Regions from separate parts of the Mus musculus genome. Here regions 2, 3 and 4 are each linked to region 1. Evidence: chromatin loops called from intact Hi-C (ENCODE). Cell type or tissue: gastrocnemius. All regions are shown on one strand. Each heading gives the region's core, and the rest is flanking DNA. Links, peaks and the distances in the headings are about the cores only. Region 1 holds the start of Pthlh (parathyroid hormone-like peptide). Region 2 overlaps Gm36244 (a long non-coding RNA gene). Region 3 has its middle 90 kb from the start of Gm15762. Region 4 holds the start of Ccdc91 (coiled-coil domain containing 91).

Region 1 (7,656 bases), core at 1,139-6,138:
ACAGCCCATCTCAGAGGATGTGGAGAATATCCTGAGCCCCTGTCCCTGAGTCACATTGCTCCCCCAAATCTTCTCTGGGAGAAACAGAGGGCCACCCATGCATTAGGCTAGTGACTCTCTAAGAGCTGTGCCATTACCAGGCACCCAACATTCCCCACCCCTTTGTAAGATGCAATAGAGGAACAACGCCTCATTTCTTCTGCTTGGGGCAAATCTTTGGCCATGGGGAGTCTAGAAGCTTAGGAGGCATAGCCAAGAAAGCCCAGGAATGTTGGGTAAATGAAGGTAAGAGGACCCAGGCTCCTAAAGCTTCCATTTAGTCTAAGATCCATGAAAGTCAAACTTGCCCCCTTCCTGGAAATGGGGATGCAAGCACTCAGCCACTCTGCTGCTGTAATAACTCTCCCTACCCTAGATGATTTCCCAAGTACCCTTGGCCTCTTCTTGCTATATTTGGCCCACAAAGTCAAAGGGATCCAAAAGAGAGGCTATGCACTGTCATGGCCTTAGTTCTGACAAACTGAAAAAGCAGGCAGGTCCCAGAACCATACAATGAGCTGCTCAAAACAAAACAGATGCAAAGCCTCACCTACCTTCCCATGTCCAGAAGTCTTTCTGCCTGAGAAAGCAGATACCTAGTGCAGGGGCTGCCCCAAGGAGGGACTGCAAGGTGACTGGTTTTACCAGGGGACTGGGAGGACAATGGGATAAAGAAGTAAATGCTCCAAGGTCCCAGTCTCACCCGGGGATGCCACCTTCTAGGCAGCTCATATGGAACTGGACCACAGCTAGAACTTTCTGCAGCAGGGCAAGAGATGTGATGACGGTGTGACTGTCCTTTGAACAGGGGGTGTCTTTGAATCCTATTTGTGGTCACATGCAAGTCCAGAGCTGTCTGCTCAAGGGAGCCAAGAACTTGACTCAGCAAAAGGCTTCTAGTGAGCAGCAGCCCAAATGATGTTCTCTGTTCCCCTCCCTTTGTCCTTCCCTCCCACCCTGTCTCCTTCCCTCCCTCCCTTCCTCCTTCTCCTCAGATATTTCCTGCTAGCCATGGGAATGAGGGTACACAAGTGTGGGACCTAGAGAACCCATTTTCCTAAGACCTTTGTATCTCAAATCATCTTGGGCTCTGAAAAGCATCTCCTAGCTGGGTTTTCAGGTCATGTTTGGAGAAAGCAGAGCATTTCCAAGGTTTAAATGGATGTGGAAAAGTGTGGGGTCCACTTTTCTGGTCACAGGAGGATCTCAGCAGCCTGGCACACTCTTCAGCCCCTCCCTGGAGTGGCGTTCCAGGTATTAGCAGAGTTTTAGCCTCACTTAACCACAAGCTGATCATGAGCAGGCGACTTCCTCCTCTATGGATGTTCAAGCCTTATTCCCTTTCTTTTTGGCAGCCTTGAGCCCTAGCCTTCTCCTCCTGCCTCAGTGGGCGAGTCATCGGAGCTGTGATCCCACAGAATCAAGCGTGGATGCTACTCGAAGGGGTAACTTTTGTCAACAGCCAAGTGACCAGAGGAGAGAAAGGATGTGTACATTTGTTTGGTTTTGTGGAATTTTGGAGACCTGACTTGGAGCTACTGGCAGACAGATGTGAGAATTGGTGGCTAGTCCAAAGCATTACTCAAACGCATAAATCAAATGTTTATTTCTTTGCTTATTGTTTGGCTCAAAAGGAAGACAGAGGAAGTACAGAATACAAAACTTTGAGTTTTCCACTAGCTTCTCTCCATAGAGGAAACACGCGGGTAATACCTATAAACTGGTGACCACCGTGAACTTATGGGTGCGAGGCCCCTCCTTGAAAGCTGGATTTTGAAAACCATCATTTACAGAGTAGGGAACCTAGACACTGCTCGTGAGCTCAGCATTCCCATGAGTGTGGACTGGCAGAGGCAGACCTTCAGAACCTCTTGCTTGTCAAGGTGCGCTTGTGTGACAGGGAGCCTAAGCAAACCTGTCACCTGATCAATCACGTGACCTGTTCATAAGCCTGGGGGTTGGGTCCCCACTTTGTTTCCTTGCTGCCTTGTGACCTTAGCAAGATCGTAATCTAGATTATGATGTCATAAAACACCCTTTGCAGCCAAGGCAAAGAATCGGAGGCTGACACTAAAGATAATTTCTACATCAAGAAAGGAACTCGGTCTGCCTGGAGCAGGACCTGCTTCCTCACAACGGAAAAGACCACTTACACAAAGCTTTTCATTCATTAAAGACTTGATTTTACAAAACAAATATTTCTGAATGAGACTGACAGGATGTCCCTTCCTTGGTCAGAATGTGGAGGAGCTTGTGACTCAAGGAAAAAGTGAAGTAACACAGCATGAGAAAGTGTTTAATTCTGAGGAGATAAAGCTACTTATTCCTCATTGTCCATAGTTTCTCTATAGTTTCTCTTTGTGTTTCCAGGAGAGGAAATTCTTTTAAAATGGATGATGTTTTTCCATTAGCCTCAGAAAAGATGGTGGGTGATGGGGTAGAGAAAGGAAAAGGGGGAAAGGAGGGTCAATTTTGTCTAATTAGGAAAAAAACAACATCAATCAAAGTAGTGTATAGATTCCAGCCTTAAACGCACAGTGTGTCTAGTTTTTGTTTCAGCCTTTTATTGGGGGAGTATTTTTAAGTCAAAGTAATTTGAGACTTGGCAAAGTACCTTTGGATTTTTTTTTCTTGGTGGTGAAGCAAATATCATGTTTAACGTTAAGCAAGTCTCAGGAAACGCAGCAGAATGGTTGCTTTGTGAGTCCCTTCTTTTCCTCTCATGGGGCTCCCCACTCCAGATCAATTAGGGCTCCAGCATCTTTGGGGAAGGGTTATCACAGAGTGTCACAGGTTCAAACTTTCTCTTTTCGTGCCATGTAAACATGTCTAACAGTTACAAATTCTTAACCACTTAAAGGACGTTATGGAAATTCCCGGGTTTCTTTTTAAGGTGGGAAGAAGCCAACTTTTTTTTTTTTTTTACAAGTATGAAGTTTAAAGGAATCAAGGGAAAGAGACAAGGGCTTCTGATGAGAGGGAACCCCGCCCAAGACAGCTGAAAGCTTTAACTGCTGGCGAGCAGCAAGGCTTAGGGGAGGGGAGGGGTGAGAAGTCCTAGGAGTACCCACCCCAGAAGTCTGTAGAGCATCACAGCCCAGGTCTGACAAAGGTCTTTGAGTGACACTAGCCTCCTAGAGAGTCAGATGAAATTTTCCAGCAGTATTGTCTAGAAGGCAAACTTCTTTGAGTGGTTCCCATGTTCATTTCAGCGTGATCTAGGACCTGGGGGGAAACTAGTATTCACACACACACACACACACACACACACACACACACACACACACACACCTCTAGACCCACAATCAGTAACTCACAACTTTCTCCCCCACCCCCCACCCCCACTCCCTGCCCAGCAGCACTGAGAAGCTGAAGCAAATGGGCACTCAGTGAATCTTTATCAGGACATAGAGTAGGTTATCAGAAGAAGGTGAGAAAGAAGGACTCTGCGCATTCCAGGTCGTCTGTGATCACAAAGTGGGTCTTCTTCCTTGCTCACACACCCGTTCTAGGACCTGCTCCAGACGTGATGTCCCCAACCCTTCCCAAACAGTAAGACCCAAAATCGCCTTTGCTCTTCTGGGTGCTAGGTTTAGTCCCCTCCCCAGGAGAAGGCCACACCAGGCAGGAATGCAGTGCAATGCGAGCTTGCAAGCGAGCTTGGGACTCTTGGGATTCTCAGGCCACCCGGGGTTCCTCCTTGCTGTTTGTAGGGACCTGGACTCCTGGACCTGCCACTCAGGCGACAGCAGGCCGGTTCAGGAGGAGGAGAGCGTCAGATCGGCCCACGCGGGCCAGGACTGGGGTGGGGCTCCGTGGCTCCGGGCTCCCCTGTGCTCCCCGCCCCCGCCGGCCCGCTCACCCCTGCCTGCTCCGCCGGCGCGCGTTCCTCGGGCGCCACCTCTTTGCGACTCGCTCACTTCTCAGCAGGTTGGCCCCGGAGCGTGTGAACCTTCCAGGGCTGGGCTCACAGCTACTCTCCAACCTGCGCCGCCCCAGCTGGGCCGCTCCGCCCCGCTGCCGGAACCCGCCCTCGCGGCCACCTGGCCCTCGCATCCACGACACGCGCGCCTGCAACTTGTTCAAGGGCGTTGTGGAATCAACTTTCCGGAAGCAACCAGCCCACCGAAGGAGGTAGACCGACAGCTATGTATATATACGCGCTCTGCCGCAAGTGGCTGTGCACCCAGAGGCCCGGTGCGCAGGACAGCTGACTCCTGAGGAACACCCGCGTTTGAAGAGGGGTTTGACCTGCCCCACGACCCAGAGTGCTGCCGCCAAGACTAATTAGACATTGCTATGGGAGCCACAGCAACGCGCCACGCATCCCCGACGCCTATGTAAAACGCCCGGTTTTCGCTCTTCTTTCAGAGGAAGCTCTCTGATTGCTTTTTCCCCTCTCGGGTCCCTTTTTGCCTGTGCGGTTTGAGAGAGGCGCAGTTAGAGGCGCTGATTCCTACACAAGTAAGTGCTCAGGGGCTCGGAGACACTTTTTTGCTTTCTTTTTCTTGTTTTCTTTTTTCCTCCTAACTTGTGAGATGCCCTCGACTTTGGAGTGGCTGTTGGGAAGCCACGGGGTTCCAAAAGAGGGAGCGGGGCAGTGCGAGGAAGAGATGGAGAGCCGGGACTGACCCTCGGGTTCCACTCTTGCAGGTCCCCAGAGCCAGCGAGCGGCACGATGCTGCGGAGGCTGGTTCAGCAGTGGAGTGTCCTGGTATTCCTGCTCAGCTACTCCGTGCCCTCCCGCGGGCGTTCGGTGGAGGGGCTTGGCCGCAGGCTGTAAGTACCGGTCTTCCTCCTGGGGTGAGGGGTGGGGAAGACCAGCGCCAGCTGAGGCGGGCGATGCTGAGGAAGCCTAGGGGTCCCTGATGGTCCCAACCTGAGTTGGACACAGTCACGGGGTACCTGCTAGCAAGGGGCTGAGCCCAGGAAAGCCATCTAGAGAGCTGGTGAGACCCCAAAATGGACAGGCACGAAACAAGTTTGATGTGCCTTTCCATAAGAGGGAGTCTTTTTCAGAACCTGGGCCGGCAAGATATCTGTCTGCAGGGAACCACCAAAGTTACTTTATCCACCGAGAGGTTCTGAAACTCAGCAGGAAACTGGGGGATTCAGGAACTGTCTGTGTGCCTCTGTGTGTGTCTGTGTGTGTCTGTGTGTGTCTGTGTGTGTGTCTGTGTGTGTGTCTGTGTGTCTGTGTCTGTGTGTGTGTGTGCGCGCACACAAGCGAGTGGATATGTCTAAATGTGGGTGGCAGTCTGTGTGTGAAAAGCAAAAACGTTGTGTCTAGTTTTATTATGAATGACATAATTTTAAGCATATAAAACAGGACTGTGTTACATAACAAAGCATATTATATAATTTAGTAGTAACAACTTTTTAATGGCAAACGTCCAACTTTAGTATCGATACCATTCAGGAAGGCGGGTGTGCTTGTCTCCAAAATGGACTTTAGGCGTGGAAACTTTCTTTTTCCTGGAATTATTGCTAACGGTTCTTTAATCCGGAGTCGAAATATTTGCATTGTGGTCTGAAAGCTTGTAGTTCGGCATTCTCAGCTGGTGGTTGAGTTTTTGATTTCTTAAAGAGTGATTTTGACTTTGAGATAAGAATACATCTAAGAACACCAGCAAAATATCGCCGCAGTGTTTGGGAAGTAGTAGGCATGCTTGAATCTGTCTGTCTCATCGATGTCGATGTAATACCGTCTAGGGCTGCTCTCTTAGCACAGACTCTGTTCAAGATGGGAAAACCATAAAGTTTAAGAAATGAGTCGTTTGGCTCTGGAGAAGGCATTAGGAGGACTTGCTCACCTCACAAGAGAAGCAGCAATATCTACCTAATATTTACAGTCAGGTTCCTGGTGCTTCTTGTAAACTCCCGAGGGTATACAAAAAGGCGACTGTTCAGCGCCTGCTTCTGGTCTATTCTTATTAGTTCGGCAGAAAATCTTTAAATGAAATTACTTTAGACATGTCTGGATCTTGGCACGAAAATGAAACTCTATTATGAATCTCCTAAGGCAAGTTGTGTAGAGCATTGTACTGGAGATAAGGCAGCATTGTCCCAAGAGTGAGTGCACTGCTGGCTTACTTCTCGAAATTGTCTTGAGACTTTTCCCTCATTTTTGAGACTTGTGTGAAATTCAATTACCTAACATCCAAATATAAATACAGATGAGCTGAAATTTTTTTTTAAAAAAAGCACACTTACATACTGTATTTATTTGGATAAGAATTTCTGTCTTGGAACAGAGCCAACTTTTTCTTTAAAGTTGCTTAATACCTATTTTCTCTTTTGAGAGAGAGTAAATGAGCCATGCTTGAGTCTACAATGACGGAATAAAAATAGCACTAAGCTGTCCTTACAGCTGTTTTTAACTCTTTCTTTGTTGCATATTATAGAACTACTCCTCAGAAACCATTCGGCAGCTAGGGACTCTGCTCTCGTTCTGTTTGTAGGTGAAATATAATAGTGTAGTTAAACGCTCACACTTGGCCATGGTTAATAAAACTGTGAGATACTCACTACCACACCTAATGCTTAATAGCACATCACATCACAATGGAGGTTTTTTTTTTTTTTGAGGGAGTTAAAATCATCATAGCCAAATGGAGGGTTTTTAAAAACTCTTTATTTTTGCACACATGCTGGACAAAACATTTATGGACTACTTCCCAAGATCAGGCTAGCTCCATGAAAGAAATTCTAACTTACCGTCAAATTGTAATATCCAATTTTAGGAACACTGCTTAAGATATATTGATTTTGTTTTTTTAAGCTAAAGATTGGTACCTCTTTAGAGACAGGAGACTATTGTCGGTGTGCTTCCTACACCATTGGAAGGTAAATAGTAATGACTAGCTCATGATCAAATTGCCTACTAGAAAGTTGGTGTGGATGGCTGCTGTGTAGACAAATACAGTGGTTAGAGGTTCTCCATGTTTGCCATAGCAAGGGAACCCCGAGTGATGGAGAAGCCTGAGGCATCGTTGGCTGTCTTGCTTAGGCCAGATTGGGTCTATTCCACATAATGAAGGAATAGCTTTCTACTGAGTCACGGGCACTGGAAGGCAGCTCTGTGAGTCATGCTAACTCTAACACCCTAACCCTGTCTCCTCTGTGGACCACAGAGCTTTTCTCAAACTCCTAGTGCATCCCCCAAGCCTCACATCAGCAGACACACACACTTGGGCAAAGAACTTTCCATGGCTGCTGTTCCCTTTTCCTTGACAGCCCCTAAGATACTTCATTTCCCTCCCTGGAAACTCCCTTGAGGGTGTTTTTCTTTCTAGCGGAACAGCTATGTTTTGACTGAAGTCCAGGTTATTGCTGTTAAACTTTTGACCATTTTTTCTTTTTGCTTTTTTACAATAATCAAAGAAGATGATTAAGCATTAATGCACTTATTTTTCCATGCTGGCACTTTGGTTTGTAATAAGACCCATGTGAACCACTGTGCTATGAAATGTGTTTACAGATAATGACTGTTGCCATATTTGCAGCTAAAATGTTTCAGTGTTGTTTATGTTGAAAAATCCCTTAATTTTTTATTTCTCACAACCAAAATCTATCTATCCTGCTTGTTCATGCCAAGTATCTCTGTCATCTCTTATA
Region 2 (7,656 bases), core at 1,283-6,282, 390 kb before region 1:
AGTCAAAAGTCATGATACCTGTCTTGCAGTAACTCAAAGGAACCAGCCAGAAATGTTGTGTACTGTTGCCTTTAGATCTGTTGAACTTCTTATGCAGAATGCACTTGAGTATCACACTAGGTGCCCACTCTTGCATAGCTGGGACAAGCAACACATGACTATGACCATGACCCTGCCACCACTTATCTCCATAGGCCATGATCACATTCTCTTCTTTGGTGTGTTAGTTACACTTCCTGTTGCTATAATAAAATACCTAGAGATAAACAACCTAAAGAAGGGCTTATTTTGACTCAAGGTTCAAGGTCTGTCCTGGTGGGAAACATAGCAACTGGAGGACAAGGAGCTGGTTACATTGTGTCTAGAGCCAGGAAGCCAAGAGATACATACTGATACTTTTTTATTTAGTCATAACCCAACCCATGAAATGGACCACCCACAGCTAAAGTGGATCTTCTCACATTAATCAACCTAATGTAGATAGCCCCTCCCAGGTGCACTGAGTCCTATGTCCTAGGTCGATGAACTTTAGTGATTGATTCATAGTCTTTTGATCTTGTGTGCATGAAAATTAGAGGGTAAGCTGCCTCACAGATGTGTGTCACACCCAGTTCCAGGCCTGACCTTGAGGAGGAGAGAAAAGGTGTCAACCAAATGATGGACAGCCATGTTCTTTTCACTAATTTGAAGCTACATATATAGTTCTTGTCAATCCAAAATTAGTTTCTTGCTGTATGTGGTAGTATACACCTGTAATCACAGCACTTTTGAGGTGGAGTCAAGAGAATGGGAATTCAAAATCACCCTTTGCCATGTATGAGTTTGAGATAATTGAGGGCTATACAAAATCTTATCACAAACCAAATTTCTTGAGAGAAAAGCATTTTTTTGGGGGGAGGGTAGGGTATGTAGCCCTGGCCATTCTAGAATTTGTTCTGTAGACTAGGCTGGCTTCAAACTCAGAGATTCATTTGTCTCTGCTTCCCCAAGGCTGGGATTAAAGGTGTGTGCCACCACAGCCAGGTGAAAAAAATTATTTAAAGGTTGGGGTAGCTAGAATGTGACCTGAAGCTTTGCAATCACACATAAGGCTGCACAGTTACCTCTCCTTGGTCCCAGTGGCCATTTAGGTAGGTTTGGCTCCAGTTCTACATCAGGCTTTGTCTATGTAGGACTCACACACAGGACAGATCAAGAGTCATCAAGCTCGCCTTCCTACACTGGCTACAAATGGAACATTGAATTCTTAATTTTAAATATCAGCAGCTTTTGAGACTAACAGTCCTCTTCCATGGCTATGATCTAGACCAGGTTTACTTAGGGCCTTAGTTTCTTGTCTCCTTGGTGACTTGCGACTAACCTTCACAGCCACCATGAATATGTGGGGCAATAACTTTTTTTTTTCCATTTTTTATTAGGTATTTCGCTCATTTACATTTGCAATGCTATACCAAAAGTCCCCCATAGCCACCCACCCCCTCTCCCCTACCCACCCACTCCCCTTTTATGGCCCTGGCGTTCCCCTGTACTGGGGCATATAAAGTTTGCGTGTCCAATGGGCCTCTCTTTCCAGTGATGGCCGACTAGGCCATCTTTTGATGCATATGCAGCTAGAGTCAAGAGCTCCGGGGTACTGGTTAGTTCATAATGTTGTTCCACCTATAGGGTTGCAGATCCCTTTAGCTTCTTTGGTACTTTCTCTAGCTCCTTCATTGGGGGCCATGTGATCCATCCAATAGCCGACTGTGAGCATCCACTTCTATGTTTGCTAGGCCCAGGCATACTCTGACAAGAGACAGCTATATCAGGGTCCTTTCAGCATAATCTTGCTAGTGTATGCAATGGTGTCAGCATTTGGAAGCTGATTATGGGATGGATCCCCGGATATGGTAGTGTCTACATGGTCCATCCTTTTATCTCAACTCCAAACTTTGTCTCTGTAACTCCTTCCAAGGGTGTTTTGCTCCCACTTCTAAGGAGGGGCATAGTGTTCACACTTCAGTCATCATTTTTCTTGAGTTTCATGTGTTTAGGAAATTGTATCTTATATCTTGGGTATCTTAGGTTTTGGGCTAATATCCACTTATCAGTGAGTACATATTGTGTGAGTTCCTTTGTGAATGTGTTACCTCACTCAGGATGATGCCCTCCAGGTCCATCCATTTGGCCAGGAATTTCATAAATTCATTCTTTTTAATAGCTGAGTAGTACTCCATTGTGTAGATGTACCACATCTTCTGTATCCATTCCTCTGTTGAGGGGCATCTGGGTTCCTTCCAGCTTCTGGCTATTATAAATAAGGCTGCTATGAACATAGTGGAGCATGTGTCCTTCTTACCAGTTGGGGCATCTTCTGGATATATGCCCAGGAGAGGTATTGCTGGATCCTCCGGTAGTACTATATCCAGTTTTCTGAGGAACCGCCAGACTGATCTCCAGAGTGGTTGTACAAGCCTGCAATCCCACCAACAATGGAGGAGTGTTCCTCTTTCTCCACATCCACGCCAGCATCTGCTGTCACCTGAATTTTTGATCTTAGCCATTCTGACTGGTGTGAGGTGGAATCTCAGGGTTGTTTTGATTTGCATTTCCCTGATGATTAAGGATGTTGAGCATTTTTTTCAGGTGCTTCTCTGCCATTCGGTATTCCTCAGGTGAGAATTCTTTGTTCAGTTCTGAGCCCCATTTTTTAATGGGGTTATTTGATTTTCTGAAGTCCACCTTCTTGAGTTCTTTATATATGTTGGATATTAGTCCCCTATCTGATTTAGGATAGGTAAAGATCCTTTCCCAATCTGTTGGTGGTCTTTTTGTCCTATTGACGGTGTCTTTTGCCTTGCAGAAACTTTGGAGTTTCATTAGGTCCCATTTGTCAATTCTCGATCTTACAGAGCAAGCCATTGCTGTTCTGTTCAGGAATCTTTCCCCTGTACCCATATCTTCAAGGCTTTTCCCCACTTTCTCCTCTATAAGTTTCAGTGTCTCTGGTTTTATGTGAAGTTCCTTGATCCACTTAGATTTGACCTTAGTACAAGGAGATAAGTATGGATCGATTCGCATTCTTCTACATGATAACAACCAGTTGTGCCAGCACCAATTGTTGAAAATGCTGTCTTTCTTCCACTGGATGGTTTTAGCTCCCTTGTCGAAGATCAAGTGACCATAGGTGTGTGGGTTCATTTCTGGGTCTTCAATTCTATTCCATTGGTCTACTTGTCTGTCTCTATACCAGTACCATGCAGTTTTTATCACAATGGGGCAATAACTTATATTTTTTTATTTAAATATGACTTTCATATACCCAAGCTGTGTTCACCCTCAGCTTACACAGGCAATTTGAGCTTTGGTGCAGTAGCAGGTTGATTTAAGTATTTGGCTCCCACTGCATACATCTTGTGTTCTATAAATTTTGGGGGGGGGGCTAGAAATGCTTCTGTAGCAAACACAGTACAGTATCTTTATTTGTATTATAGATATTACTGTATATCCTGTCCTTGTAGATGGACTACCATCAGCTTTTCATGACTAGAAAGGAACATTACTGGGGAAACAAAAAGGTTTATTTAACTTCTGCTTTGAGGTGCTTTTAAAAAATTTAAATAGTGCAACACAAAATCTGAGGAGACAAGTCCTCCTGAATCAGGACAAAGGTGGGAGCAGGTCGGGGAGGGGTGGTTGTATGTGGAGGCAGTAAGTAAAAGAGATTGTGGTCCTACAGTCCCTTCCCAGAGTGCATCTGCTGCAATTGAGTAGGACCTCTCATAAGGCTCTGCCTCTTAAATGTCCCACACTTAAATTGTTACCCTGAGGCACAATCTTGGAATATATCCTAGCAAGCTGTACACAGCATTGTACATTGTTTTGGCTGGTTGGTTGGCTAACCTTCTGCTGGTCACACAGACAGGAAGGAGAGATGCTGGATGTGTCTTGGGTTTGTGTTCCTCAACTACTCCCTCCACACACACACACACACAGTTTCCTTTGATGCTGTGTCTTGAGGCACCTACAGTCTCCTGGACATCCCTGTTGAGCAGGGACACAGGAAGGCTAGGCCCAGACACAAATATGAAGGGCCAAGGAATTCTGAAGAGATGAACTCTGACCTTGGCAGGTGTCCATTGAGACAGGTATTTTCACCTACCAGCTAAGAGGAAATCTCGGGATGCCTGGACCAAGTAGGCTAGGAAGCTAGCCTTGGATTAGTCTGACATACTGTCAGGTTTGAATTGAACCAGAAGTTGCCTGAAGGGAGAGGAAACTTTGTCTTGCCCTTGGGTGTTAATGATTCAGTTTTACCTCTGACTTGCTGGGTATGTTCTGACTCACTTCCACTATTGCAGTTTGCATGTTCAAATCCAGGTCTTGTTTGCTAGCATGATTTGTCTCTTGACGTCAATCTGGATGCTTAGTTTAGGGAGTTGGTGGGAATACATTGTCTCTATGGAACACTGACTCTGATCCACCACCACCAGGAAGACAAGAAAGCTGGTATGTGTGTGTTGTCTTTGCCTAAATACCATTAGGGGTAGAAATGATCTTACGGACCAAAGTCACCCATTTCGTCTCTGAGCAGCTGTTGGAAATATGTTCCTTTCGCAAGGCTGGAGTCAGCTGAGGTCAGTTTGCCCTTTTCAGAATTGGATGAGATTTTTCAGTTCTCATTCCTTATGTGAGTATCCACCCCTTACGTGGCCAGCCCTTTAACAACCTTTCAGAGGCCCTGAAACCTCTGATGTGTGGGCTGAGTGTTTACAACCATCCTTGGCGGTTTCTGTCACAGGCTTGATCACTCCATTAATGGGTGCCTTGCTCTTCCTTCCCACATCTCAGGGCTCTGTGTGAGCCGTGGACCCATCATTTGGAACATTTTTCTCCTTCCTGTTTGGATGTGCCTCTTGAACCTGTGTGAGTCAGGGTTGGAAGGTGGTAGCACACCATTTTACCAGGAGGATTAAAGAAATGCATGGAGTGTCTAGTAGTGAAGCAGTCTTGCTTGTGTTACTCGACCTTACTTCGAAGGGCCCCTCCACCCTTTTTAAACAAGGACTTCTCCTAGATAATTTTCTTCCTAGTCTCCTCAACCACTCCCTCCACACATGATTTTGTTTCTATTTCCTTTGATGCTGTGCTTTGAAGCACCCACTGTCCCCTGGACATCACTATTGAGCAGAACACAGGAAGTCTAGGTCCAGACACAAATATCACCAGCCAAGGAATCCTGATATCCTCACTTTGGAACCTTTTCCCCCTTTTCTGTTGTTTCTACACCATGTTCCAGTTAACGTCTCTTACCTAGAAAGTTTATTTTATCTTAAGTTTATTTATTTTCTCTAGACTTTGACCTTGAGACTGCACGCTCTGTCTCTTGGGAAGCCTGACCAAGTAAATTTCTCCCCCCAAACATACCACTCCCTGAAAGTTGTGCAAGCATTTACCCTGCCTCTGGGTGGCTTCAGAAAGCCCAAGTGTGGCTGTATTTGGCTTCCATGCAGCTCATTAAAATCCATCCTCTCTCAGGTAACCTTATTCTGTAGTTATTGCTGATAACAGAAAGAACACAAAGCTTGAACCCTAGATCTGCTGCTCATGAGTTGAATGACTCCTGTTAGGCTACCTTTTCAGACTGTGTTTCTCAGCTGTGATACTATTAACAGATCCGCATGATGACCGAGGTGATGTCAGTATCCAACACCTTGGTGGATGTGCAGCATGTTGGACGCACTTTGCTCCTTTCCAGCCAGCCTTAAACATCGGGGCTGCTACGGGTGGACTTTCCTCACTTGATTACTTTGTTTGCTTTGTTCTCATCACTGCTACCCTATACCTTTATTGTCTTGAATGCTTTGTTTGGCTTCTGCTTTTATTCATAGCTTTGGATTTTACTTCACAGCTGCTGCTGCCCCAGGTTGCACATGTATGGTGCTGCCTTGAATCTCATTAACTCATCTCTGCAATTTCTACTTTTGTTTTCCTGCACAGACAACAGCTACTCAGATCTCAGTTAGACACCCCATCTCCCAGAAAGCTCCCTGGACTTACTTTCCCAAGGCCAGTTTGGGCACCACTGTTATCTGTTCCTCCCATACTTAGAATTATCCTCAGGACAGCACTCAGTAGCTTTGCAATCCCATGTTGCTTGGCCACTCTACAGCTTACCCAGCTTCCTGGGAAGATGTCACATCTTCATTGAAGTCCCATCCCCAGCAGGTGGCAGTTTGTCATTAATTTAACACTTCTTGTCTTGCTTTTTTGTTATGTGGTTATCCACTTCTTTTGTGACTGTCAGTACCATCAGCTTAATCATAGAAAAGGCAGCTTCCTTCCTCCTCCCCATTCCAAGCTCACATCATCTCTGCTCATCACAGGGATACTGAACAGCACAGCATTGCTGAACAAAGACTGCACCAAAGATGAGTAGTTTAGTAACTAGTAAGAGAATTCATACCACAGGGGTGGATCTCTACCATACTAAACTGCAGGGGAAACATAAATGGATAAGTACCTAGATGTCTTACTAAAGTATTTGGTCCTTGTGGGAAGAAGGGGAATCATGTCAGGAAGAACTGCGGAAAAAGGTGGAGAGGTACGTAAAGTCCTGAGCATAACCTCTGCTCACGCCATGGTTACTATGCATAAGTTACAAGAAAAGACACTCATCTGTCTGCCTACCCTCTGTTTATAATATGACCTGCCCAACTCACAAATAGCTTTAGAGATGAAGTTGTGGCATTAATTAGGGTTGAGGCTCATCCAGAAATTTCTAAGAGGCATTGGAATGCTGAGGCCACTGTAAAGTGAGGGCCTTCTTATGTGATGAGACAAGGGAATGTGTGAGGGAAGGTTGAGAGAAACCTGGGTGCTTCTCTCTCTCTCTCTCTCTCTCTCTCTCTCTCTCTCTCTCTCTCTCTCTCTCTCTCTCTCTCTCTCTCTCTCTCTCTCTCTTAGAGCTAATAAAATCTCCTCAGGCATGGCTCACAACTCACTAGCATGCATCAGCTCACACATTTAAGAGGAGGAACAAAATGCCTTGGGATATACTTTGTAGCAAATAACTTTGCTTTAAATATACAACATTCCAAACATAAGCCCTAAATACTAGTATTAAATTTACTATTAAGCAAAGATGATAATTTTGAAGGTTTATTGATCTATGATGCAGGTTATCTTAATTTCCCAGATGCCTTGGAGCTTTGATGTGGATGGAGGCTAAGGAAGGAGCTGCAGGAGGGTGCAGCCAGCCTTGTGTACTTACTGACAGGGAAGCTGGGCCAGGCAAAAGTCCCAGCTGGGCATTCCTCCCAAGTGATAAAAGCCCTAAGACTGCACTGGTGATCCCAGATGACAGAGGAATTCTAGCTGAGATGCTGAGACCCTACCCTACAGAGGCTAAGGCAGACTATTTCTTTTGACCTGAACCAGGTTATGAGAGTGAACACAGGGAGAGTTAGGAAACAGGCCTGGCTACTGGGATAGAGACAGGAGTTCCTCACCCGACACACACTGTACCATATCCAAGTCCTGTAGAGTTGAGAGGATGGCTCCAGTGTGAGGACTTCCCATGCTGATTCTCATCAATCTACATCTCTTACCTCAATGGTCGGTTGACAGTTCCTAACTCTGAGCCTTCCTTCCAGTGTTTCAGCCAGAAGGAAATAG
Region 3 (7,656 bases), core at 1,566-6,565, 550 kb before region 1:
GAAAGAAAAGAAGCAAAAGAACGGAGGGAAAAACAAAACTCAATGACATGGAGATTTCTAGAAAAGTATATTGAAAAGGAACAGTGGTCATGTATAAAGACAGCCAGGAGACAACCCAGAGAGCAGCCCCTGAAAATCTGAATGAGAGGAGTGACCAAGGAGGCAGGCGAGGGACACTCCCACATTTAGCAGTAACTGGCCCAACCTTCTCTTTGTGAAGCTTTGTTGGGGACAGAATAAATCTATAGTGGAATCTGCTTGGGTGGGGACTCTGTGTTCTGTTTTTAAAACAAAAACAATTGCGAACTTATGAACCATTTATACTTCTTTCCCCCTCCATAAACTATTCAAGTTAGCAGGGAAAAATAAAGTTTCTAAATAAAGTCTTCCCCTAAGATTGCATTTTTCACTTGCCAAGCCAAGCAAACCAAATCTTTTGTTTCTCTAGCGATCTCACTTCCCAAGAAAAATACACCTGCAAACATCAGGGGCCAGGTTTTGCTCCACTGGTTGGCCATTTTTTTCTTTTACCCTTAAAGAAATGGGGAGGGCACTTCCACATTGTAGAATGGGTTGTGTTATGGGTTAGCCAAGAAGGTTAAGTAGGGCTAAATTAAAGCAAGCAAACCATTTTCTTTACTTTGGGGATGAAGTCATTGTCCCCTTGTTTGCTCCTGAAGATGTTCAGCTTAGAAGTGATGCTGTCAATATCTTCCTAGAGGGTATGGAGTGGCTCAGCAACTGCCAGTCATCATGGGTTTGCAATTGTAATAATAGCTATTGTCTGTGCAGTCCAATTATCTGTCTGGCATCCCACATCAGCCATCCTTCCATGGCTCCAGGAGAAGAAAACTCTTCACATTTTACTTGCAACTTAGAGACACTGATTCCCCAAGAGCAAAATCCAGGCACTTTATGTGAAGCTCTGGCATGCAGGCACTGTAAAATTCCAAACTACAGAAACTTTACCCAGTGTATTTTATTTTGGAACTTTGGGGTTTGGAAGAAAGGGCAGGAAGGAGGGAGGAAGCAAGAGGATGGAGAGTTGGGAGAGAGGAGAGAGGGAGGGAGGGAGGGTGGGAGAGAGAGGGGGGGAGGGAGGGAGGGAGAGAGAGAGAGAGAGAGAGAGAGAGAGAGAGAGAGAGAGAGAGAGAGAGACTAAGAACTAAGAGGGGTCATTCTTGAAATTATTCTGGTTTTTAGAAGTTCTTATCCTCCCAGATGTGGTTTGCTAGGGGCTAGTTTTTGTAGTTATTAAGGGAAAACAAAGGCAGCTAACAATGTTTGGATGTCTGCTCTCTTGTTAGGCACCAAGAAAGGTTTCTCATTTGCCTTCTCAGAGGACTCTAGAGAGTCCTCTGTTCTCCCCATGGGTTATGTGTAGAGACTGGGGCTTAATATCAAATACCTTGCTCCTGATGCAAAGCTAGTGGGTGGTAGAGCTGAAAACCAATCCCACATCTGTCTAACAAGTCTCAATACCCTTTTCTAGTGCCATTTGAAGGCATTTCTTTATGTGCAAGATACAGTACTACACAGATGTAGACAGCAATGGGAAGAGACATCCATTCACATAATTCAGATGTCTCACAAAGTGCCCATTATTCTTGGCAGTACAATTTTCCAGTCCCTTCCCACTCTCCTCCCAAGGGGTCCTTCACTAACAAGCATAACCACACCCAACAACAGCACTGGCCTCTCTCTTCCTCTCTCCTTCTGTCCAACTCCATCCAGTCTCAGCTCAGGCTCTTCTTCCATTTAGCCAGCTGGGAGTGCAGGCCGTCAGCAAATGTCTCTGCTTTCTTGCATCAATTCAGAAAGATGAGGGCACCGTCTTGTGCAAGTAAATGGCATGAGTATTGACCTAGCGGCTAGTCTGCATTCCATCCTTGTTTTCTTTAGTGATATTGGTACTTATCATAAACTGAGGCCTATCGCAAGATGCACAGAGGAAGGTACCCAGCTTTGGATACCTAAGAGGTCTACTTTACCTAAGTGCTTCAACAAGAGAGTAGAGAAGGAAAGATGCATAATAAAAGGAACAAAATACATAGTCTAGTCACCAATACACTACTTACGACAAGCTAACGATCTACTTCACCTGACCACAGGAAACCACTGCCGTTTCCTGCTCTCTGGGCTTGTGTGGGAGTCCAGAAGAGGTGAAGGCTGCCCATCACAATGAGTAACACAGTTGCAGACTCTAAAGGCTGACTGACCTCTCTGAGCAAAGCAGCGAAGGTCCTCAGCCCCTGTTTCCACTCCTCCATGTCATCTCTCACATGTGCTGGGATGGACGCTTGCACAACTGTCGCCACAGGAATCGTTACCTCAAGCACTAGGAAATGTCAAAGCCAGAAGATGGGCCTTTTATGCAAGCTACAGTTTCCTGGAGTCTTTTGGCCCTTGGAAATCAGAAGAAAAGTTACAGATGATTTTGAGCCACCACGTGGGTGCTGGAGAATCGTGATTGATATCAAACCTTGGATTTGTCAGAAAGGCCAAACCCATGCTACCCAGGTTCCTTTTCCTCACCACATGCATTTTCCACTGAATCTCCAAGGTGAAACATTTCCTATATTAGCTTGCTGCCGTCACCTTAAACTTGGACAGTCAGGCATTTTATCACCCAGTAAGACAAAACTTCTGTGGAGGAATGAAACAGAACTTTCCTCCGGAAAATACTGAAAAACTGAGTCGATAGGATGTTGGGGGAAACATGAGAATTCTTATACACATCTGCAGTTCTGAAAATAAAACCTCCCCCTCTTGGTAATGTGTTTGTGGAAATATTCAGCACATAACTGGTGTCAAAGGCTCAATAATCTAGGTGGGGTGGCTCATAGCATCCTGGTACCTAGGAGCCAGAGGCATGAGGATTGCTGCAGATTTGAGGCCAGCCTCAGCTACAAGGTTGTCAATAAAGCTGCAAAGCAAGAATTCCTCTAATAAAACAAACAAACAAACATAAGATATATGGTGTATAAGTAAATAAAAGCAGTCACAAAAATGAATGAATCAGTCATTGAAATGGGGAAAGAAGGTCCTGCCACACAGTAATTTTTCTAGAATGAAAACTACAGATAATGAAGATTAATTAGAGTTGAGTACATTCTGTGTGAGGTGTCTCTGTTCCACAGTAGCTTACAAGTTGATAAAGCATATGGGATCAACTGAGAAGAACCCAGAATTGTTGAGCAGCCTTAGCCATTTCCACAGAGGTTCCAAACATAGCTCTCTATATTGACAAAGACAGTTTCAACCATAAATCCCTAGTTTTCCAAGTACCACACTAGACCACAAACACGCCATTGGACACTGGGAAGGTGGATCTTTATTGTCAGCCTGAATGGATTTGGGATTACCTAGGAGGCACATGTTTTAGTGTGTGTAGGGTCTTTCCATGGGGGTTTCATTGAGGAGGAAGACCTGTTCTGAGTGTAGATGGCACCATCCCTGAGGTTGGAATCTTGCACTGAATAAAAATGAGAAAAATTAGAAAGCTGAATGAGCTGTAGCCTTCACCACTCTTTCCTAGATACCACGTGAGTAGCTAATTCATGCTCCAAAAGCCATGCCTTCCCTATCATGATGGGCTCTATCATTAAACCATGATCACAAAAAAAAAACCCTCTTCTTTTAAGTTGCTTCTTGTTGTGTATTTGGTCACAGCAGTAAGAAAGGTGAGCAGTGGTATATCATGTACTTTTCCCATTAACTAGCTAGGGGAAAGGCAGGACAAGGCTGGAATAGACCTGGCAATCCAGGAGATGCACGCTTAGCTCCAGATAAAAGCAGACAGAAACTCCATTCAACACCCCAGAGAGCAACTTTGCCTTTGCCTTGCCAGTAGGGGTAGCTGCTGAGCTGCTGGAACAGAGAGGTGCTTCCCATTCTGGTGGAAGATTCAAGACCTGCCACACTGCTTTCAGTTTGTCTCCAGGTAAAAGGCCACAGAAGGGCCCCCCTCCATTGCATTGCCACACCCAATCTGCTTCTCTCACACTCTCTTCCTTCTTACAGAACCTTCCTTCTTCCCCAATCCTCAAAGCCTAGAGCAGGTATGACTTTCCCTCACCAGCCAGCCCAGGACATGAACCTGGAACAAATCTTCCTCCAGCCAACATGTCATACCTTTCATCTAAGAACGTACATCTATCTATCTATCTATCTATCTATCTATCTATCTATCTATCTATCTATCTATCTATCTATCTATTTATCTATCATCTATCTACTATCAATCTGTCACCTACTTATCAACTATCTACCTATCATCTATCTATCAGTCCATCTATCACCTATTTATCTTCTACCTACCTATAATCTATCCATAATCTGTCTATTATCTATCTAGCATCTATCAATCATCACCTGTCAATCATACGTCTGTCTATCTACTATCTATCTATCTATCTATCTATCTATCTATCTATCCTAGTTTCACTGAGTTACAATTATTTTTTACTGGTAGATCTATTATATCTCACTTGTCTATCATCCAGATGTCTATTCCTCATCTGTCTGTCTATCTACATCATTCTCACTGAGCTATAATCTTTCTCTATGAAATATAAGGTTCTCGGGGATAAATTCACCTTTGGCTGTCAGAACCTGATACAAGTCCTGCTACATAGACACCTGGGTTAGGGAGATGAATACCAGCAGAGAGTCATATTTAAGGTTGCTCTGTGTGGTGCTGTGTCAGTTCAAAGATGATAGGATTTTTAGGTCTAATCCTCCATCCAGTGAGTAAGAAATTGCTCTGCGAGAAAATCTATTACTAAGGTGAACTGGCTGATTTCAGACTGAGATAGCTTCCAGATGAAGACAGTGTCTTCCTTGTTCACAGGATAAAAGAGGCAGGGAATTGAACAGTTAGTATCACTGGAAACATGTCTCAAGTGGACTGTCTGGTGCTTCTTTTGTCTGGGGCTAATGATAGTTGTCATCTTGAGTAAAGGACCCTATTCTGAGCCAGTGGGTACCTGAGCTAATTTTGCTGGCAGGCTAATCACAATGTGGATTAAGGGTTATCCCTGACTTCCTTTATTCTTTTATAACAAACTAAAGTCATCAAGAGGCAAAGAAAGGGGCAGGAAGGGAAAAGGAGAGGGAGAGGGAGAAAGGGAAGAGCAGGGAAAGGGAGGGAGAGAGGGGAAAGAGAAAGAGGAGAGAGGAGAGGAAGAATTCTGATAACAAGGGGAGTTTCAACAGCAGAACTTAGACGTTAGGTCTGCTTTATGCTAAGTGTGAAATGGCATGAGCTAGCTCCCCATGGACAATTCCCCAGAGACTTGTCTCTCACTAGAAAGACCTTTGTAAATGTTAATAGGTACTAGAAATGCTGGAAGTATATTTGCTCAGGGCCCAAGACATAAAATAATCATCAGTTTGTTTGTCTGATTCTAAGTGAGTTTAGTATTGATTTGCCTGATATGAATTCCAAAAGCCCACTATTTTGGGAAAGCCATCCAAACCCACTGTTTTTGATTCCTGGGAGTTTCCTTCAGGGGAAACTTCCTTTGCAATTCTGCACTGACTGGGGAGAAGAACGAACATACATAAAAGGAATGGCCAGACTTCCCTGTCTGCTCTTCTTCCTTGCTTCCAACCCCAAACCCTGGAGACTATTTTCCACTGCAGCTGGCTCTCCGGGGTGTGGCTCAAGTGCTGCCCTTGTTCAAACGGAAGAGTTCAAGTGAATGAAAGTTTGAAGTCAACTTAAAATCAAAACACAGACCTAGCATTTGTCAGATAGCTTATCTCAACTGTGTGGGATTTATGGGATTTACAAGCACTCTGACACGAGTGTGGCTTAGCGTATTTAGAATGAAAAGGACACTAGGAACGTCTTGCTCTACTTTGTAGTGGAGTGGAGGGCAGATCAGACAGGGCTGGGCAGTACTAAGAATAGATTCCTTCTTTCTAACGTTCATGATGGCTTGTCTTCTCTGCCACAATCATGAATTATTTCAATTTTTATATTTCTAATTAAATTTATTTACTTAGTGTGTATATGTTGACACACACGTGGAAGTCAGAGGATATTGTACAGGAGTCCCCTCCCTCCTTCTCCCATATGGATTCTGGAAACAAACTCAAGTCACCAAGCTTGGTGGAAAGGACCTTTTACCCTTTAAGCCACCTCGTGGGCCCAATTCGAAATCTGTGAGTATATAACACAGCATGCATATTGCAAACCTGACCATGATATCATTAAACACACAACAGTCAGCTATGGCTCAAGATTATTCTGTCTGCTGCTAGGCGACTTCCCAGAATAAAGTGGAGGCAAGGTCCTCATGCTTGTGGGGTCTGAGGTGCTGTTGTGAGCCAGTTCAGACAGGTACAACCAGTGCCTGCCAAACAGATCAGATCTTGGGCTACAATGTAGAGTCCTTGCCCCAGAGCTTCTCTGAAGGACCCAGATCCACCTGTTCACCTCAAAATTTATTCAGACTTTCTGGAAGTGGGAAAAGACACCAAACACACAGTTCTTACTGATGTCAGATGTCACTAGCTGAAGGGCAGATGGAGTCAGTTGTTGAAAGAATGAAGATTTGTTTGTTTTACTTCTAAGTCTGTTCGTCATTTTCTTGTTAGTGACTATTATGGGGTGAACTATTGTCCAGAACCAGGTACATTGGTATCCCCAGTACCTCAGAATAGGTCCTAATATAGACACAGAGTCTTTAAAGAGGTGCCTAAGTTAATGAGATTGTTGGGATGGGGCCCAATCCAATATGGTGGTGTTCTTAGAAAGGAAAAATGTCAACACTGACACACACAGGTTCAGAGGAAGATAACATTAAGAACCCAGTGCCAATCCCAACTTACAATTCCAGACACAACCAAAGATGAAGATGTGTGTGGATTGGTCAATTTCATGCTCTCACAAGGAATCAAACACGGTGACTCCCAGTCTGAGCATCGAGACAGAGTGCGCCTGTCATTTAAGCCATCCAGTATGGAGATGCTGCTGGTATCCCAGGAACCAAGTGTGAAATCCTAATGTATACATTTATTTTATGTCTTCATAAAATAAAAACACTTCTGCTTATGAGGAAGATACTTCTACATCCATGTTTTCCTCCCTTTGAGTTCTCCCAAATCAAGTATATGGGTGCAGTGAGGTTAAAGGTGGCAGGCAAGCAGGTCTCCGACAAGTCCTATCCTGAGAGAGATTAAGGCAATGTGGGCTCTGCTCACTTCCAGTAGCTCACACACTCCTCATTTCATAGCTCCAGGTAACTGTCTATAACTGATGGAGACACAGCCCCCATCTATAGACACAGATGTCTGCTTTCTTACTGTTTGTTAAGTAATAAATGTCAAACACTTTAGACAGGTAACTCTTGCAGTTATAAAAACACAGAGTATCAGAGACAGGAAAGAAGGAACATTTTATTCCATTTATCTCACTGTCTGCAAATGATAAGGAACAAGAGTCAATTTTTGCACTCTCCTTTTGTGTAACTGCCTTTGATGATCAGAGAGGAAGAGTCCTTGTCCCATGTATATAGAATCAAGTACACAATTGATAGAAGTTAGGGCAACTTTAATTGGTGCAACACAACTCATTGTCTCTTTCAGCTAATGTCAAACTTAGGAATGAGTGTGAGAAGTCAAAGAATGAAAACTCTGTCAACCTAG
Region 4 (7,656 bases), core at 1,355-6,354, 210 kb before region 1:
GAGAGAGAGAGAGAGAGAGAGAGACTTTTTCTCTGGCTCTGCACAAGTGACAAATGAAGACTAAGGCAGTTACAGTCTGCTCACATGAGCATTACTACCCTGCACCATCACTCAGGGATCCTTGGCAGAGGCTAGATGCATTAGCTCTACACCTCAATGGAAATGATTGTGTGTGGCTCGTAATCTAAACAGACTTCAGTGGCTGCACATGAGGACACAGAGCTTCCATGGTATATCAAGAACAAGATTATTATGCAAACAAACAGCAACAAGACCAAATTCCAAGGAAGAGAAATGAGCAAACACTCAGAGAGAACACATAATATATTTTTATATGTCCAGTTTCAAAAAAAAAAAAAAGCTGAGACAAACAATGATCAACAAAGAGTACAGTGTATACAGATAGACGGGAAGGGAAGCAATCAGCAAAAAGACACACCCTGGATTTACTAGAGAACACCATCAAAACTGGCAACTTGAACATTTTTATAGACCCACTCTCAAAGAACTCAAGGAAATTTCATTTTAATAAAGAGGGAAGACAGACTTCAAGTTATTTCCAGTGGAGTAATTTATAATAGTACCGACAATGATTTATAACTTAGTGACAGTGATTTATAATGAGAGAATAACAATGATTTATAACTGTACTGACAATGAAACGTGTGTAAAGAATGACATTGCAAACAAGGTACAAAATCGCCCTAGTAAATTAAATTACTCAAAATGCAAGACTTCAAAAAAAGGGATTAAAATATAAAGTATTTATAATTTTGCTTAATAATCTTCACAATGAAAAACAATATGGAGAGCACCAAAATGTAAGCAGCAGCCTTCTCAGAATAACAGTAGGGTAATTTTTTACCATAACTAACAATGATTTCTACAAAGAGACGAAGCAATACAACAACTGTTTATGATTGAATTGTAAAAGTTCTAAACAAACGAGGAGTCAAAGATAATTTCCTCAATCTGATCAAAATGATAAAAGAAAAAATAGACTACATGTTTTCTTTAAAGAAAATTACCAGTCACGAATGTCTTCTGAGACTTCTTATTCAGCATAACTAGAACTCTTAGCAGTGCAATGAGATAATAAAATGCAAACAGTTGGGAAATACAAAATTAAACAGCCTCTGTGGATGGATACGTGCATACGTAGACAATCACAAGGAGTCCATAAAGGTCACATGTACTAACAAGTGAGTTGAACAACACTGTAGGGTTCAAGAGCATGTAAACCTCAATAGTTATAACAGTAGCAATAATTAGAAATGTACATGTGTGTGGATATCATTTACAGTAGCAGCAAATGAACACACATACAAATGAAACAAAACAGAAATAAGATTTTTACGCTGAAAGTGAAAAACATTAAGAGAAACCTAAATCCTGCATAAACAGAATCACCTAGCAGATTAAAGACACCTAAGATGCCAGCCACCCCAAAGGGATGTATAACTTCAACGCACTCCTAACCAAACCCCTACAATAGAGAAAGCAGGCTGCCTCTAAGAGTTATACAGGAAGAAAAGAAGCTACAACATTTGAAACAATTTGAAAAGTAACCAAGCTAGAGAATGAAGCCTTCTGACTTTAAGACATTCTATAAAACTAGAGATGCACAGAATGATGAAACAGAAGAGAATGCCAGAAAGAGACAGAGCCACACGTACACAGTGAATTGCCTTCTCACAAAGTGCCAACAAGAATCCTGCTCAAGGACAGTAAGAAAGTTTCCCTCAGATGCAGCCAAATTCATGCATCTGTAAAGGAAAGGCTCAAAGAAAGCCACAGCCTACACCTTACATTATAAAGGAAGAGTAACTGACAGCATATCCTAAACACAATATCTAAAACTAGAAAAGGTCTAGAGAAAAACAGAAATTCTTTGCAACCTTGGACAGTGTACAAATTAATTTTTTAAAAAAAGGAAAAAGAACTGATCCAATGGATTTCATCAAAACTGAAATTTCACTCACACATTTCACGTGTCAGGAAAAGAAGCAAGTGGCAGACTCAAAGAAAACACTTGTGGACATACATACACATTATACACACACACACACACACACACACACACACACACACACACATGTATATGTAAAACTAAAGTTTGTGCCCAGATTGTATAGGATTTTTTTAATTAGACAATTAAAAACTCACAAAACACTTTGGAGGGATGCCTCTTGAAAGAACATACAAACAGCAACAACAGCACAGGAAAATGTCTTACAAGTTAGTTAACTAGAATCTCAAAATCATCTGTGAGATCCCGGCATGGAGGCACACAGCTGTAATCCCAGCCTCAGGAGGTGACAGCAGGATGATCAGGAGTTCAAGGCTAGCTTCAACTACGGAGCCAGTTGAAGGCAGAGTGGGCTATTTGAGAACCTCAAATTTAAAAAACGAAAACTCAATGACTCATGAGGAAACTCCTTCGGAAGTAGCTAAAGCAGGAGCTAAAATGCCTAACTGACACATGGCAACATGAACCATGCATCTCACTGGCAGGACTGCAGCACACAGCAGCCACCAGGGTAAACAGCAGAGCTAAAACGTTACCCATGCAGCTGCCACCTGGTCCAGCACCCTGCTTCTCAACACTGAACCAAAGAAAATGAGAACTTTTCTCTCTAAAGACTTAAATATGACTGTCCCCCCAAAATGCATTTTTACTAACAGCTTCATCCCAAAACACAAAACTCAGAAACTCCTAAATGTCCACCAACTAGTGAGTGAGTGACTACACTGTGGCCTACTCACAGACAGAAGTACCATGTCCCCTTTTTACGGAGACACCAAAAGGGCTAGAAAAGCATTCTGGGGGGAAAAAGTACGAACAAGGGACTGTGCTTCATCTTTCCACTTACATGACTCCAGAGAGGAAAAACCCAACAGAGGATGAATCTGTAGCCATCCTGGGGGATCCCAATGAGCAAACCGTGGTGATGTTATATGACCAGGCACACTTGTAAGAGTGAGTGCACACGAAGACATACTGAATTAGTTTACCCTGAACTAAACTCTAAGAAATGTCCTTCAAGAAAAGGTACATCAACTCTAGTTCAAATAAACTAAACCCAAGTTATTGGAAACTGAAGAAAGGAGACAACCAGAACCCGAACCCTAAACTGTACCAAGTTAACATGCACATTAATACAGAGTGGCCTTTCAAACGTTTACATCCTACAGGAAAGACAACACTTAATGGTAAGTTATACGGAAACAGTAGCCAGCAGGGCACTGTGATTGTGATCCTTAGAACTTAAACATTTTTCCTCCTTTTTCATTAATAGAAAGATCTCACCCACCTTAATTGATTCCCACTTGGCTTGTGTCATAGAGAGAGATTCCCTTCAAAGTTTCCTTTATTAATAAAAATCCTATATTCTTTACAAATCTGATAGTACCTGGGTGTTCAATAAAATGTCCCAATTGATGACAGGCTCTTTCTCTCTCACACACACACACACCCCAGAGAGAGAGAGAGAGAGAGAGAGAGAGAGAGAACAAACAATGGATGCTTCTCTAGGTGATTTCCTAAAGTTTTCTTTTTCTGTGAAGTATTATGATGATTAATATTTTTCTTAAAAACTCAAAAATCCTGGACTTTCTCATTTTGTTTTATGTTTTTTTCCAATTTGGAGTATGGTGTTGCTAGGCAACCAGTTCACAGTTCCCAGCCCACTGAAACATCTCTAGACATCCTAGGAGACACCAAACTTCCTCACCTCTCACCAGGCAATTCTTCACACATTAACACACCACATAGTGGCACCAAGGTGCAGCGGACCTAGCATCTTCCTGAGCCATTTATCCCAACAGGTGAGGTTCAAACAACCCCAAAAGCAACACAAGGTGTGGCTAAGATGACTACAAGTGCACTTCTCCTCGGTTTCTGTCGCCCAGGAAACTGTGAGTACTCTGCAGGCTTTTGTCTTAAATCCTGAGGTGACAGCTGACCCACCCTGTGACAAGATGGCAATCCCTCAACCACGCAGCATGCAAACATGTTCCATAGCCTTCCACAGAGCCGGGAAGTTTAAAACTAGGGGCGAAGACGTGTCAATGTCTGCACAGTGGAGGGATAAGTCGGAATTCGTGGGCGGCCTCTGAGGGACCTAAGCTGAGCCCAAAGCCTTCACTTCCCCAGAGCGGAGGGCCAAGATCACGGCGGCCTCACCATCCCAGAGCTGTCAGAGCAGCTGACAACTCTTGTGCAAAGCTCCCTCCTGCGGAGGCAGCCGCGCAGACGCGGCATCCTGGGGGGGCGGGGAAAGGTGTGTAACAGACAGAGGCCAAGCGCTCCGCACGATGCTCGCCTGGGGTGAGAACCCGAGACGCCACTGAGGGTGTGTCCAGCGATCAGCTCTCCAGAACTCCGAGTGCACAGTGCGCGCTTTCCCAAGGTCTGAGACCGGAAGGGGTGCGCCGCTCGGCACCGACGGGAACCGCATCAGGGTCAACACTTCCGTTCCGCCGGGGCAACTACAGCGCGGACAACAAGCGGACTTACTATGGCTCTCCACTCGGGACTACCCAAGTGCAGGGCCCCGCGGGCGAGGGCGGGAGCGAGGTGTCTCCCTGACCCAGGTCCCGTGAGTCGCCCGGCCGCGGCCTCGCGACTCGCAGTAACTTGGTCACGTTCCCACCCGCGGCCGAGACCCGGACCCAGACGGCGAGCACCCGATTACCTGCGCCCACCGCAGTGCTCCCCGCGCTGTTGCGCGTCACACCCGGCTCTCAGACACTGGCTCCGGGACACCGGCTACGCAACCACCCCCCTCCCGGTGACTGCTGGCCCAGGAACCCACGTTCGGGCAGCCCACACACCACCCGGCGTCCAGGACATCCTCACCGGAAGTTGATTTCTACCTAGGCCCGCCCAGGCCTGCGCGCGGCGCTCCAGGCATCCGCGGGCGCATCACATGACCCCCCAAGAGGAGGCCAGCTGAGCCTCATCTGAAGAGAGACCTGACCTGTGAAGTGGATTGACCTGATATACACTGGCCTGACCATCCTCAAAAACTACATCATGTCTTTATCTTTTGTCCTGAGCCAAAACAAACTATTCAACAGATATTCCTCCTAACAGAGATTCAGCTGGCTAGGCCACAAGAAGAACCTCCTAGTTGAGTGATTCTCAGGTAATTGACTCTGCTATAGATTGGCTTCGACTTAACGCTTTTCCTGACCTTTCTCAAGATCTACCTCCTAGTAAAGGTTCTCAATCTCTCTTAGTGACAGGCCCATAAAACCACCTACCAAATCTGAATTTTTCTTCTGTCCAGAACTCGAATCTACCACGAGAAGAGCCTTTGCCTCTTACAAACAACCAAAATGTGAGAACTGAATAAAGCACCCGGCACTATGACATGCTCAAGAAATGTTTGACGTGATGTCTGGACCTATCGGCTTAGCGGAACTCTCAAGTTCCTGAACGTGCCCAAGCTGAAAGCTTCTCTAAACCACTGGATTTTAAAGATCTTCAGCGCTAGGACTGTAGCACTTGTAATCAACTCTCTCATAGCAGTTCGTTCATATTCCACTAAAAACAGTTGTTTTTTAGCTGTTCCACATCCTTACAGCAAAGCTGTCAGTCAACATCTTTTCCTGAAGGGAATATGCCATACACTTGGTAGGTTTTTGTTTGAAGGGGAGAGTAATTGTGTAGACTGTCGTGACTGTTACATAGAAATGGTCAACAGGTAGCACACTTCTCAGATGGTTTAGACAACATTCACTTAATTTTTATTGAACGTATACCATTTACTTGGAACTAGTCAAGTGGTAACAATCTGGGAATGAACCAAATATATCCAAGATATTTTACTGCCTAGTGCCCTGATCGTTTGAATGTGAGTCTGTGGACAACTTCTAATCTTCACACAGAGAGCATTATTGGGAATTGCTTTTCTCTTCCTTCCACTGAACAAAATTGACTGAACTATCTTTAATCTCTGTACTGAGTGGGAAGTATCAACAGGATCTTGACATGCCTTCACTGAGCTGGGCAACTTGAAGTCCTTAGTGAACAACTAATACTGAGCAGGTCACCTCTTCTGACCTTTTCCATCCTGCCCATTCTTTGCACAAATAAGTTGTATTTCTCTTATAGAAATTTGATGCTTCCTTACACACATATACTTTTTTAATTTCCAGTTGAGCACCAAGTCAAGGACCACTTCTTTGTATACTCAGCAAGCTGTTTCCCATTTCTCCTTTACATCTAGTCTAGTAGTCAAGAAAGTGGAAATACATTCAATAAGCATTTCATAAACTGATAGTCAATATCTATGTGTCACCTTATCTTTTCTCTTTGTGCTTGAAATTTTAATGCCTTTGGGTTTCCATCGAAACATCTGACCCAACAAAATGACCGTTTATCCCTACTGCCACCACTCTAGTTTCAGATCACTGTGTATCGGTCATCAGAATCTCACCTCAGAAACCCCACAAAGTAATTGGTAATTTTATCTTTAAATGTTTAACATGCTTACATGTAAGCACCCATCACCACATCAACTTTATTCTTTCCAGCTGTCAAAGGAGATTCCATGCTCCTCAGCAGTTATTCCCTTCCTCCATCTCTTCACACATCACACCTGCCCTAGGCAACATTAATCCACTTCCTCAAGATATGTCTAATTACATACAAAGTGTGACCTTTTGTGCCTGATCTGACCCACTTAGCATAATGTTTTGTGAGTCCACTTACATGAAGTACTTCTGTGAACAGTCTTCTAGAAGCTTTGTGGATAGATATTGGACATAGACTATAATTCCTGAGTCACATGCTAGTTCTACCCTTTAGGAACTTTGGTCCTCTTCTACACCATGTTACACTCCCTTCTGCAAGAAGGGAGGTCTTTCATATCTTCTGTGTCTCACTTCTGGAGAACAAATCTTGATCTTGATTACTCATCGAAGTGCTTCTACAAGCCAGCTGACACTGCTCTAGACATTTGTTGTGCATATGACTACAAACCCATAGTACCTGAGACGAGAAGTATGGCTCCCACCCTCAAAAAGAGCAAATGTAGAGAAAGATCCAATCAAATCAGAAATGGGGCCTAGCCAAATTAGAGGCGCTGAGTGCTCCTCTCAACCTGGCTAACCAGGAAGTGTTGCTCATTAGAAAGAAAGCTCAAGACAAGCCCTAAGGAATCAATAGGATCAAATCCAGCTAAGAAAGAGGACTATGCTCCAAACAAAGAACAGACAGAGCAAAGAAGGAGAGAAAGAAAAGAAAAGGAAGGGAGGATGGAAGGAAGGATGTGAACTTAATGTTTTCACTTACCTGGAGTTGTAGGATAGATACAATTTGTAGGCAGATATAGTGAAAGCAAAGATGATAGTGGAGACAGGCTGTGACAGCTGTCAGTGTAAAACACAGCCTCCATTCAAGAAAAAAATAAGGGATACTTTATTGCTATCCAAATATAAGTAATTGTGGCCTGGGAACAGTAACTCAAACTACAGTAAAATGATGTGTTCCACCAAGGATGAGATGGTATAACCTTTTCATTGTCACAGGACAAAATAAAGTCAAATAAATCCACTTTCAAACATTGTTGAAGACGTGAGCTAGACAGGCTACATCTCAGCAGAGAAGTCTCTGCCTATATATTCCAGATGTTATGGCTTTCTTAG

The links. A loop is a pair of places that touch in the nucleus more often than their neighbours do. Peaks named below come from ENCODE experiments on the same cell type or tissue, not always from the same donor. Only the 100,000 strongest peaks of a DNase experiment are listed, where the experiment ranks them.
Region 2: a loop joins it to region 1, with 2.4 times the contacts of the local background. A loop is called at or near these places in 2 of 42 quality-filtered maps.
Region 3: it touches region 1 in a loop (4-fold over the local background); 13 of 42 quality-filtered maps call a loop at or near these places.
Region 4: it touches region 1 in a loop (7-fold over the local background); 5 of 42 quality-filtered maps call a loop at or near these places.

What each region holds. Positions count from the first base shown.
Region 1 is chr6:147,260,432-147,268,087 of GRCm38, reverse strand. It overlaps Pthlh (parathyroid hormone-like peptide), which reads left to right and starts at 4,075. Exons shown (of 4, transcript NM_008970.4): 1 at 4,075-4,503; 2 at 4,693-4,818. The coding sequence starts at 4,718. In gastrocnemius, for the core only: a CTCF peak has its summit at 3,944; DNase peaks (open chromatin) are centred at 3,924 and 4,760; H3K4me3 peaks cover 2,701 bases; H3K27ac peaks cover 2,494 bases.
Region 2 is chr6:147,650,572-147,658,227 of GRCm38, reverse strand. All of the region lies in intron 1 of Gm36244 (a long non-coding RNA gene), which reads left to right. Among named protein-coding and RNA genes, the nearest start is that of Gm36244, 21 kb to the left of the region's middle. In gastrocnemius, for the core only: no CTCF peak of the experiment used is centred there; no DNase peak of the experiment used is centred there.
Region 3 is chr6:147,807,123-147,814,778 of GRCm38, reverse strand. No RefSeq gene overlaps it. Among named protein-coding and RNA genes, the nearest start is that of Gm15762, 90 kb to the right of the region's middle. In gastrocnemius, for the core only: a CTCF peak has its summit at 3,845 (motif pointing right); a DNase peak (open chromatin) is centred at 3,872; H3K27ac peaks cover 709 bases.
Region 4 is chr6:147,473,101-147,480,756 of GRCm38, reverse strand. Ccdc91 (coiled-coil domain containing 91) reads right to left here and starts at 4,886. Exons shown (of 13, transcript NM_025911.2): 1 at 4,698-4,886. It overlaps Gm6288 (a long non-coding RNA gene), which reads left to right and starts at 4,938. Exons shown (of 4, transcript XR_869623.3): 1 at 4,938-5,641. In gastrocnemius, for the core only: a CTCF peak has its summit at 4,260; DNase peaks (open chromatin) are centred at 4,446 and 4,824; H3K4me3 peaks cover 1,959 bases; H3K27ac peaks cover 4,027 bases.